Regions from separate parts of the Homo sapiens genome. Here all the other regions are linked to region 1. A link is a contact called in ENCODE Hi-C or POLR2A ChIA-PET data. All regions are on one chromosome and are shown on one strand. The core of a region is the stretch at or near the end of the contact, and the rest is flanking DNA. Distances in the headings are between cores, read along the strand shown. Region 1 has its middle 55 kb from the start of MIR6817. Region 2 holds the start of KIAA1671. Region 3 overlaps GRK3 (G protein-coupled receptor kinase 3). Region 4 overlaps GRK3 (G protein-coupled receptor kinase 3).

The links. Hi-C counts contacts between places; a loop is a spot of excess contacts on that map. ChIA-PET counts read pairs that join two places held with the same protein, here RNA polymerase II (POLR2A). Pooled maps may share reads with other maps.
Region 2: a loop to region 1 is called in a pooled map, with 3 times the contacts of the local background. The contact joins the promoter of KIAA1671 here to the enhancer-like site in region 1. A Hi-C loop is called at or near these places in 6 of 50 pooled maps.
Region 3: a loop to region 1 is called in a pooled map, with 4 times the contacts of the local background. The contact joins two enhancer-like sites. A Hi-C loop is called at or near these places in 1 of 168 maps with a recorded cell type or tissue (left cardiac atrium), 1 of 37 single-sample maps with no recorded cell type and 8 of 50 pooled maps. POLR2A ChIA-PET finds 5 or more read pairs at or near these places in 1 of 52 experiments (A673).
Region 4: a loop to region 1 is called in a pooled map, with 5 times the contacts of the local background. The contact joins two enhancer-like sites. A Hi-C loop is called at or near these places in 3 of 37 single-sample maps with no recorded cell type and 5 of 50 pooled maps.

The regions. Positions count from the first base shown.
Region 1 is chr22:25,399,558-25,402,403 of GRCh38, forward strand. It overlaps the pseudogene LRP5L. Among named protein-coding and RNA genes, the nearest start is that of MIR6817, 55 kb to the right of the region's middle. RefSeq lists enhancers at 1,090-1,149, 1,310-1,409, 1,520-1,699. Within about 2 kb of position 1,439, at least 23 of the 41 ENCODE cell types and tissues checked have a DNase peak (open chromatin) inside an H3K27ac peak, as active enhancers do.
Region 2 is chr22:24,951,261-24,954,106 of GRCh38, forward strand. KIAA1671 reads left to right here and starts at 1,456. Exons shown (of 13, transcript NM_001145206.2): 1 at 1,456-1,512. RefSeq lists a silencer at 1,273-1,522.
Region 3 is chr22:25,699,718-25,702,563 of GRCh38, forward strand. All of the region lies in intron 13 of GRK3 (G protein-coupled receptor kinase 3), which reads left to right. Among named protein-coding and RNA genes, the nearest start is that of MYO18B, 41 kb to the right of the region's middle. Within about 2 kb of position 1,459, at least 5 of the 41 ENCODE cell types and tissues checked have a DNase peak (open chromatin) inside an H3K27ac peak, as active enhancers do.
Region 4 is chr22:25,655,518-25,658,363 of GRCh38, forward strand. All of the region lies in intron 3 of GRK3 (G protein-coupled receptor kinase 3), which reads left to right. Among named protein-coding and RNA genes, the nearest start is that of MYO18B, 85 kb to the right of the region's middle. Within about 2 kb of position 1,479, at least 3 of the 41 ENCODE cell types and tissues checked have a DNase peak (open chromatin) inside an H3K27ac peak, as active enhancers do.

The DNA of each region.
Region 1 (2,846 bases), core at 189-2,688:
GAGACCATCCTGGCTAACAAGGTGAAACCTCGTCTCTACTAAAAAAACAAATACAAAAAATTAGCCAAGCTTGGTGGCGGGTGCCTGTAGTCCCAGCTACTCAGGAGGCTGAGGCAGAGGAACGGTGTGAACTCAGGAGGTGGAGCTTGCAGTGAGCTGAGATCGCACCACTGCACTCTAGCCTGGGCAACAGAGCCAGACTCCGTCTCAAAAAAAAAAAAAGAAAATACCCAGAAAGCACAATCTCCCCACCCGCAAGACAACCTCCCAGGGGGTCCACGGCAGGAGATCCCAAGCACGAGGGACAGAGAACAGTGACCCTGTGAAGGATCCTCCAGCCCATCAGGCTCAATCAGAATATGAGGCTCCTGCCACTGTGAGAGCAAGAGGCACAGTTGCGCAGCAGCCACAGGCTCTGGCACACCATGAGCCAGGCCAGCAAAGCGTCAACTGCCCCCTACAAGGCGACAGGCAAACCATGACAAACTGGAAACCAGAGACTGGACCTGGAGCACAGGGACCACTACAAGGGCCTTGGAAATGGGCAGGGACCATGGATGGCCACCCGCATGTGTAAGAGCGGCCCGTCTGCACATGTCTCTGCATGGCTTAGGGGCACAAGTCCCCCCCAACTCCCAACCCAGGAAGGCAGCCCCCATTTAACCAGGTGGGGCAAGAAGGGATAGGGCCAGCATCCGGCTCTGCTTTTTTTTTTTTTTTTTTTGGAGACGGAGTCTCACTCTGTCCCCGAGTCTGGAGTGCAGTGGCCCAATCTCGGCTCACTGCAAGCTCCGCCTCCCGGGTTCACACCATTCTCCTGCCTCAACCTCCCGAGTAGTTGGGACTACAGGTGCCTGCCTCCACGCCCGGCTAGTTTTTTGTATTTTTAGTAGAGATGGGGTTTCACCGTGTTAGCCAGGAAGGTCTCGATCTCCTGACCTTGTGATCTGCCTGCCTCGGCCTCCCAAAGTGCTGGGATTACAGGCGTGAACCACCGTGCCCGGCTGGGCTCTGCTCTTAACGCAGGGCTCTAGGCCCCCTCGGGGGCAACCAGCACAGAGCTCAGACCACAAATACCTTCACCCACCTCCTGGTCCCCATCTGGACAAGGGTGCTGGGGACTGGCTCTCAGTCACACCCTCAGGGTACTCTTCAAAGGACAGCTGGGGCCCCAGGGCATGAGCTTTTGGCCCCCAGCTCCCTTACCCCAGACAACAGCTCTTGGGACCCCACCAGCACCGGCAAGGTGGACACCATCGTCCCAATTTTGCAGATGAGGAAACTCAGGCTGAGGGCCGGCACACAGCTCTCCAGAGCTGAAGAGAATGCAGAGAGCAGCTGGAGCCAGCCAGTGGGTCCCTGGCGCCAGCTCGTAGCAAGCCACAGCCGCCTCCGCCCTTCATGCTTGGGTTGCGCTGCCCCAGGACAGCCTTCCAGGGTGGCCTGGCATGGAGCCCAGACCCTGCTGCTTCCTGAACAAATAAGTGAACGAGGCCACCAAGCCAAGGGGCTGGATGCAGCCCCAGCTCCTGCCAGGGCCTCCCCAACAGACTCCCTGTTTGGAGAGCGCATTGTCTCCAAGGCCTCAAACCACAAATGTCCGGCTGTCTCACAGCTTCTGTAACCTGAACTTGGCCCTCACCCTGCCCTCCCAGGGCTCCTCTCAGGGCCCAGGCCCCTCCTCTCAGAGGCCAACACTGACTACCCAGCTCATTCTCATCACCTGGCTCATTCCTGAACCTCACTCAGCAGGAGAGTCTCAGGCCAGATCCTCCCACCAGCCACCTCCACCAGGACGCATGAGCCCTGTTCATGCTGGCTGGGAGACACAACCAACCAATATCAATCCAATCAGTGGATGAACTGACAAATATAATGTGGTCCCTCCACACAATGGAATATTATTCAGCCACAAAAAGGGTTGAAATAGGACGGGCATGGTGGCTCACGCCTGTAATCCCAGCACTTTGGGAGGCCGAGGCTGCCAGCTCACTTGACGTCAGGAGTTCAAGACCAGCCTTGCCAACATGGTGAAACCCCGTCTCTACTAAAAATACAAAAATTTGCTGGGTGTGGTGGCGAGCACCCATTAGTAATCCAAGCTATTTGGGAGGCAGAGGCAGGAGAATCACTTAAATCCAGGAGGCAGAAGTTGCAGTGAGCCGAGATTGTGCCACTGCACTCCAGCCTGGGCAACAGAGCAAGACTCCATCTCAAAAAAAAAAAAAAAAAAAAGGCTGAAACACCCATACCTGGGACTACTTGGATGACCCCTGAAAACATTACAGTAACCAAGGAAGTCAGCCACAAAAAACAACGATGTATTGTATGATTCCCTTCATACAAAATGCACAGAACAGGCAGAGCCATAGAGGCAGAAAGCAGACTGGTGCTCATCAGGGGGTCGGGGGAGAGGGAACGAGAAGTCACTGTGCAATGGGTATGGGTTTTACTTTGGGGTGATGGAAATCTCTTCTAACTTCATAGAAGTGATGGTTGTAAGCACTGTGGATGTACTAAATGCCTGCCTTGTATACTTTAATTTTATATCATGTAAGTTTCACCTCAATTAAAAAAAAAAGATCAACTTGACACTTTTCACCTAGGAAAGGTCTGGCTTCAGCTTTCATTTCCTATCAGTCCTGCCTAAAGCCTTCCAGTAGCTTCCACTGCCTTCTGGATCACAGTGAGACTCCACAGCATGATCTGGCCTCTAAGGACCTCTCACAGGACGCCCCGAGGGTGAAGGAGCACCCCTGGGCCCATCTCTGCATAGCTGCACAGCTTGTTTCCCTTCCTCCCCTCTACACGGGAAGCCCTGCCTACAGCGGAGGGGCCTTATTTGC
Region 2 (2,846 bases), core at 206-2,705, 450 kb before region 1:
CTGGGTTCCAGCACTGTACACAAGTCAGTTGGGGGTTCTCGGGCTGCTGTTTGGTAAACAGGGTTTACCCTGCCTGGGTCTGATGGTGATGATCAGACCTTCAAAAGGGTTGCAGTGCAAACGGTGTGGAGAACAGGAGCTACCCTTGTTTCTTACACACACCCAACAATTTAAGAGCAAAATGAGGCAAGAAGTCTCCCCACCAATCCTCCTGAAGCCACACAATGTGATGTCTTTTTCTTTTTTTTTTTTTTGAGATGGAGTCTTGCTCTGTCGTCCAGGCTGGAGTGCAGTGGCGCGCTCTTGGCTCACTGCAATCTCCACCTCCCGGGTTCAAGCCATTCTCCTGCCTTAGCCTCCCGAGTAGCTGGGATCACAGGCATCCGCCACCACGCCCAGCTAATTTTTGTAATTTTTAGTAGTGACGAGGTTTCACCACGTTGGCCAGGCTGGTCTCAAACTCATGACCTCAGGTGATCCACCCGCCTCGGCCTCCCAAAATGCTGGGATTACAAGCCACCGTGCGCAGCCTGTGATGTCCTTTTCTTTCTCTTTTTTTATTGAGGTCTATCTTGCTTATAATAAAGGCACATTGATTTTAGGTCCTCCAGTTATTCATGCTCTGTACATTTCCCATAGGAGCACATGTCACAGATTCAATTTGATATACTCGTGAAATTATTTGTTTGAATATCTGTAAGCTGCACAACAGCCTGGATTTTGCCAGCTGCCCACCACTGGGTTCTCCAGCACCCAGCATGCAATAGGTGCTTAATAAAGATCTGCTGAATGAAATGAGTAACGGATAACAGAACAGGTATTTTCTCTTTCAGAGGCGACTTCCTACGATTCTCTCAACTTGTCCACAAGTTCCTGTACCCATTACCCCACAACTCACACCCACAACATAATGGCAGGAGGATGCGCACACAGTAGGCGCTCCAGCGAACTCTCAGGTGCAGTGCCCTTGCTTGGCGCGAGGAGGCGCCAGCACCGCGCACAGACCTTGCCCGCCCCCGGGCCGGCACCAGCAGCCCAGGCAAGTCAGTGGGCCCACATTTATGGAGCGCCTCCTGAAATCCTGGGTTGCATTAGGCTCTCGGGGTCGCCGGCTGGGCAGCGGGTCGGTGCCGGTGGCGGGGGATCCTGGCTGGTGACTGGGGAACATCCAGGGAACGCGGGAGGGTACCCGGAGCAAAGTTCCCAATTGGACAGAGCGGGGTCGGGCCTCGAGGGGCGGGAGCGCTTCCGGCAGGGGTGTCCAAGCGAGTCGTGACCTCTGACCCGCCGGAGAGGTCCCAGGCCCAGGCGCCACTGCGGACTCGGGTCCTGCCTGCTCTGCTCCCCTCCGCGCAGGCGCGGCCGGCGGCAGTTCCCATGGTGACGGGGGCGCGTCCCCGCTCGAGGCCCCGCCCCCAGCAGGCTAGGCTGCGCGGGGCTGCGGGCTCCCAGGGCAGGTGCCGCGGGCTGCGGGCAGGTGGCGGCGCGGCGCGGGCTGGCGGTGGCTCCACGGTAGGTTGCGCAGCGGCTGCGGGCAGTGGGGGCCGGCTGGCCGCCTCCTGTCCCCGGCCGACGAGGTAGCTGGGGGTGACGGCGGCTGGCGAGGGCCGCCAAGTTTCTGCCCGGCCGAGGCCCCGGGAGAAAAGTTGGCAAAGTTGGCCGGGGAAGAGGCGGGGAGCCGGAGGATTTCCCCAGACTCCGGGTCTGCAGGGAGGGAGGATCCCGGTTTGGGAGCCGGGGAATCCGTCTCCCGAGACTTGAGAGTGGATCCCGCGGGAAGATCCCGCACAGGGCAACCAATGGATCACGTGCCACCTGGTTGGCGACTTGGGAGTCGATCCCTGGAGGGGATCGGGCGCTGGAGGCCTGGGGTCCCACTGGATCCCCAGTCAGGGGTGACGGCGAAGGGTGATTCGAGACTGGGAGCGAGAGGATCAATCTCCTCCCATGCCAGCCTGAGCCTTGGGAATGGATTCAGAGAGATCCCGTGGCTAGGAGCTGAGGGATCGCTGGAGATCTGGGTTACTCAGCCTGGAGCTGCTAGGGTCTGGACATTTGTGCGGGTTGGAGGCCCCGGAGGTGGAAGTGGGAAGCAAGGGCGGCGAGCGAGACGGAACCCTGGTCGAGGGGAGCCCGGAGGACAGCGCGGTGGTTCGGGGGGCGTGAGAGGGGCGGCGCGCGGGGCCCCTCGGACGCGGAGGCTCCGGACACGTCCTCTCGGCCTGGCCTGCGCCCCCCCTCCGCTCGTCTTCCCAGGGCGGAGGCGCCCTGATGGGATTAAGCCTCAGTCCCCCTGTTACCAGGCAGGCCCGCGTGGTCCCCGCCCCGATGGCGGCGCGGCCCACCCGGGCTCACGGGTGGGGCCCTCGGGATGGGAAGCGGCTCGTTGACCCCCACCCGAGCCTGACCTTTTCACACCCTGCTGGCACAAACTCGCCTGGGAGTGGGGACGCCGCGCCTTAAAACCCTGCTGTTTGTCCAGTCCCGGAGCAGGCGTGTGACCTCCACCGCGCGACGCCTAGGTGGCTAGGGCTTCCTGCCTGCCGGGACTGAACTTTCTCTAGCCAGGAGCAGCCATTATCTTTTGGAAGGGAAAGGACTGTACCTGTTGCACAAAGAAAAACACTTTCTTTGCACCTTTTTTGTGACCTTGGGCAAAACACTTAACCTATCTGAATCCAGATGGGGACCCTCTGGGCAAAATGGGCTTGGCCTAGGATGGATCGGAATGAAGGGTATGAAACAGGTAGGGGCTCTATAAGTATCAGTGCCTCCCTCAGTCTATGGCCTCTCCTTTCCCGTGCCCCATCCCCTGTGCTTGCCTTACAGTATCTAAAGATTCCAGA
Region 3 (2,846 bases), core at 209-2,708, 300 kb after region 1:
AGACGAAGTCTCGCTCTGTCGCCCAGGCTGGAGTGCAGTGGTGCAATCTCGGCTCACTGCAACCTCTGCCTCACGGATTCACGCCATTCTCCTGCCTCAGCCTTCCAAGTAGCTGGGACTACAGGCGCCCGCCACCACGCCCAGCTAATTTTTTGTATTTTTAGTAGAGACGGGGCATCACTGTGTTAGCCAGGATGGTCCCGATCTCCTGATCCCGTGATCTGCCCGCCTCGGCCTCCCAAAGTGCTGGGATTACAGGCGTGAGCCCCCGCGCCCGGCCGCTCTGTTTTCTGTTTTAATCCTCCTTGCTGTGACCAGCGTGCCCCCTTGCTTCTGCTGAAACACCTTTCTGCACACTTCATTTTGTCTTTATCCCCTACAAGAATACTGCAAGGCACTTGGAGAAGGAGTCTGGATGGGAGAAAGATGTCAAGGCTTCAGAAGGTGTTTTGCATCCCTGGACTCACAGTGATTGACTGAGCCGCTCATATGTGCTATCTTTGAGTGCTGGTCACTACTTCTATTTCAGATGACTTTGTCAGATACTTAAGAGCGTCTGTGTAGGAAGATGCATCCATGTTGCAAATCTGTGGAGCTGCCATCATGATCTTCACCTAGATTTAAGATGTCTGTTAAGGAAATCAATTGATGTGACAGTGGCCTCGATCTTAAGCTTGTCACCGTTGATTGTCTCCCCGTGGAGTTGTCAGACATGAGGGAGAGCCTGGGCAGTGGCCTAGGGAGAACTGAGTGCTGCTGGCGCTATTGAGTTTGTTCCAGGAGGGGAAAAAGGAAAGTTTATAAATATTTTGGCAACTACTGGCTTAGGTTTGAAATGCACATTTAATATAACATGCCATCTTTTGGGTATTTTATTTTATTTTATTTGAGACGGCGTCTCGCTCTATTGCCCAGGCTGGAGTGCAGTAGTGTGATCTTGGCTCACTGCAAGCTCTGCCTCACAGGTTCACACCATTCTCCTGCCTCAGCCTCCCGAGTAGCTGGGACTACAGGCTCCCGCCACCACTCCCGGCTAATTTTTGTATTTTTAGTAGAGACGGGTTTCACCTTGTTAGCCGGGATGGTCTTGATCTCCTGACCTTGTGATCCACCTGCCTCGGCCTCCCAAAGTGTGGGATTACAGGCGTGACCCACCGCGCCCGGCCTCTTTTGGGTATTTTGAAATTAACTTTTGATGTGAGAGTTTTTAATCACATAATTTTTTGAACCCATTGTTTGCCCATGAAAATGATGTAGAGCTAACTTGGGCAGGATGTGTGTTTTCCCATCATTTATAATGTCCTGAACAATTTTCCAACTCATTTAGGGGAAACGTGCAGCTGTTCCATTCTATCTGTAGTTCAGAAAGCTGCACTTGACCACAGGACATGTGAATTCTTTTCCCACAACGCTCCCTGATGCAGCCAGCATGTTGCATGGGAAGAGCTTGGCCGTGCCTTGTAAGCTGTTGACAGGCCTGTTACTGTCTCCTATTTAAAGCGGCTGCATCAGGGAGCAGCTGCGATCACACAGGATCTGTGCACACCACGTGCCTCACTCAGAATGGAGATTATTACTATCATAGGTTTTCTTTAACGTTTTTCAAAATAGAAACCAAGTCTTTGGCTTTGTTCACAAAGAATAATCAAGAATATATTGGAAACAGATGTGCATCAAGATTTCAACTTGAAAGACCAAACTGTCTGAACATGGCAGCATAGACTTGAATAGCTGAAGAGCATTTTCTGATAATTTCTCATTGAGCCGGACATGGAATCGCTATATTTATAAATGGAATTTGTAGCAATGGGGCCCATGTGCTGGAAATGGTTTTGGCACCACTAACTTTAACTCCAAGTCCCCTCGCAAGCCTCCCTGTGGTCTCATGAAAGACTTTTTAAATTTAGCACAGAGCGCTTGTGTCAGAACACAGCAGGCTGCAAGTACATCGGGACCAGATGCAGGAGTGGGGTCCTCTGGCTTTGCACGCAGGAGCCAGGTCCGAGGGATTTGTCAAAACACCAGGAGATCTTCACTTAATCCCTTTTTATACATTAAGGAACATCGTCGGGTGGAAACAGCTAAGTGTCAAGCAGGGAGACTAAGGTTTTCATAAGATTTGATAAACTTTCATTCCTTTTCTCTGCAACCTCAAACATGTTAATATTTCTGTGCATTTTGTATAAAAGAATGATACAAGTATGTTTTTAAAAATTATAAATAACAGATATTGTTTGCTTTTATATCTGCTTTTTAAATGTGGTAATTGTACATTTTTTCCTTGGAAATAAGGCAAAAAGAATATTTCCAATCAAAATCTGTTTTAAAAGTTAACAAATGCTTGCTGGGTGCTAATTTACCTTGTTTTGATCTTTTTTTTTTTTCCCAAATTAATGCTTTTAAGAGATGGCAATTAGTTTGTGTTTCACTGCATGATATGGAAGGAAATAAAGGACTAGAGTGCCCTCTCTTGTACAAAAAGAAAATTAAAGTGTTTCAGACAATAAATGGCCTGAAATGTAATAATCTCAAAAGATAGTTCAATGTATAACCTAATTAATTCAGTAGGATGACCAGCTCAGTAGCAGTAAGTAGCAGTGCAAGATAAGTGGCATTTTAATTCTTTTTTAGAATCTCTGATTTATGTGTTCAACATTCTAATCCATTTTATGGAGTTAATATTAAAATATTTTGCATAATATCCTGCCTGCCTCAGATTATGTCATATATGCCTTATAAATAAATTTATAAGATGACTACTTTGTAGGCACATCTTGTTATAAGAAAAGTCAATCATATGTGTCCCTTTAATTTTCAAAATGAAAAATAAACCATGGTAATTTAGT
Region 4 (2,846 bases), core at 229-2,728, 260 kb after region 1:
CTCTGATTCTTACACTGTTTGTTGTCTAATGCTCATGTCATGCCTACCATGTGCCTGCTGCTTGTGTGTGTGTGGTCAGCATTTTCATCTGGACCATTATTTGACTCATCAGCAGAAGACCTAGCTAGGATCTAGGTGCAACGGTGCCTCTTACTTGCTGTGGGATATGGGGCAAGTCATTCAGCAAACCCTGAAGTATCTACCTTATGTCAGACCCTGAGCTTACAAATGCAGACACTGTCCCTGTACTTGAGGCTGTCATAGTATGAGGGCTTCATATCTGAACTTCAGTTACCTCATCTATAAAGTGAGGCTAGTGATCGTCTTCTGCTTACTTCACAGGCTAACTGTGAGTTTCAAATAGGACACCAGATGAACAATTGCTTTCTAAACCATAGTGTCTATAATATGCTGTTCCGTTACGTGCAGCATAGTGGTTGAAAGTTCTAGTGCTGAACTCTGACTGCCTGGATTTCAACTCTACTGCTTACTAGTTGTGTAAACTTGGGAAAGCTTTTCTCTACCTGGGTTTCCTTAGCTAAGAACTGGAATGATTATAGTACCTGTCTTGTAGGGTGGTTGTGTGTATACACAACACACATAGAACAGTGATGCCCCACAGCTACTGCTCTGTGTGTTGATTTATATACTTCTTATTCCAGTTAGATTTTGAGGCAGCTTATAGAAATATGTACATTATGCCTAGATTTAAAAATAAATAATGGGAAAGAGAAAATAAATATTATTCCAAGGTAAAGTTACTATATAGATTTTTTCACTGATTCAACCAATATTTATTTATTATTTTTTAAATTTTGAGACAGGGTCTCACTCTGTCACCCAGGCTGGGGTGCAGTGGTGCAATCATGGCTCCCTCTAGTCTTGAACTCCTGGGCTCAAGTGATCCTCCTGCCTCAGCCTCCTGAGTAGCTTAGATAACAGGGTGTACCACCACACCCAGATACTTTTTTTTTAATTTTAAAAATTTTTGTAGAGATGAGGTCTCACTGTGTTGCCCAGGCTGGTCTTGAATTTCTGGCCTTAAGTGATCCTCCCCCCATAGCCTCCCAAAGTGCTGGGATTATAGGCATGAGCTACTACTACTCCTGGCATAACCAATATTTATTAAACACCAACATTATGCCAGACACTGTTCAGATGAACAGATACAAAGAACTTATCTCTTTGAGCTTGTATTCTGGTTGAGAGAAACAGACAAGAAACAAATAATAAACAGGAAATGTACCTGGAAGTAAAAACTGCTATGTAATGACTCAAAACCTACTCAAAACTCAGCATGTTGTATTGTGACTTGGTGACCACTTTAGATTGATGGGTCAAAGACTGTCTGAGGAGATGACATCTAAACCCAGGTTTGAATGTTAAAGAGGCTGGTCTTTTGAAGATGGAAGCTTGGTGAGGGGGAGAGCATTTTAGGCTAAAGTTGTGGCCAAGACAGAGCCCCTAACATGGTAGGAAAGAACTGGGCATGTTTGGGGAACTGAAACAGGACTAGTGTGGTCTGGTTGTACTGCATGAAGAGAGGGGCAGGTAGTGTGAGATAAGATCAGGTTGAAGAGAGAGGCAGAGTGTTTGGGGCCAGAGTAACACATTTACATTTTATTCTAATGCCCGTGGAAAAATTAAAACAGAGGAGTATTAGGTGTCATGTTTTATAAGTATCAGTTAGGTCAAGGTAGTTGATATGATACCTTCTACATCTCTTTTGATTTTATATCTAGTTGTTCTATCAATTGCTGAGAAAAGGGTGTTAAAATTTTCAACTATGATTGTAGAATGTCTGTTTCTTCTTTTATTTTGTCCATTTTCTCCATAATTTTTGAAGCTCTGCTATTGAGTACAGAAACATTTTTGATTGTTGTGTCTTTCCATATGAAATGTGTCTATCTCTGGTAATATTCTTTGTCTTGAAATTGACTTCACTGGATATTAATACAGATGTAGACACTTCAGTCTTATGCTTACTATTTTCATGAGGTATCTTTTCCCATCGTTCTACTATCAATTTGTTTTTATATATAAAGTGTGTTTCTTTTAGACAGATATAAAAGTGTCTTGATTATTTTTTTCCCTCATTCTGACAGCCTCTGCTTTTTAGTGAAGTAATTTTAGATATTGTATTTATCCTTTGTGGAGTTTGCTGAGTTTCTTGAATCTGTAAATTTATATATATATTTTTTACCAAATCTGGGAAAATTAGGGGCCATTACTTCTTAAAGGATTATTTTTCTACCTCAATCTTTCTTTCCTCTCCTTTTAAGACTGATTATATATATATTTGATATTTGGATATTATCTGTCCTATATATCCTGGATGCCCTGTCTGAGTTTTCCCCCAATATTTTTTCTTTCTTTTCTTTAGATTGGATACTTCCTGTGGATTTGTCTTCAAATTTATTGGCATTTTCTTTTGGCATCTCTAATCTGCCATTCCATTGAATGTTTTTTTCAGATACTCTATTTTTTACTTCTGACATTTTTATCTGGTTCTTTTCATAGTTATTTTCTGCTGCTATTTCCTATCTTTTTATTCGTTACATGAATATTTTCTGTTAACATCCTTTCTGTTATGTCCAGTTATAATAGCTGCTTTAAAATCCTTGTCTGATAATTCTAACATTTGGGCTATCTTGGATTGGTTTTCATTGATGGTTTGTCCTCTTGCATATGGGTCACATTTTCTGTTTCTTCATCTGTAGAATAATTTTAGCTTGTATCTTGAACATGTGATTGATACATTGTGGATACTCTAAACTCTGTTATGCTCCTCCAAGGTGTATGGATTTTTTCATCTGTTCGTTGAAGAATACAGTTAACTTGGCTTA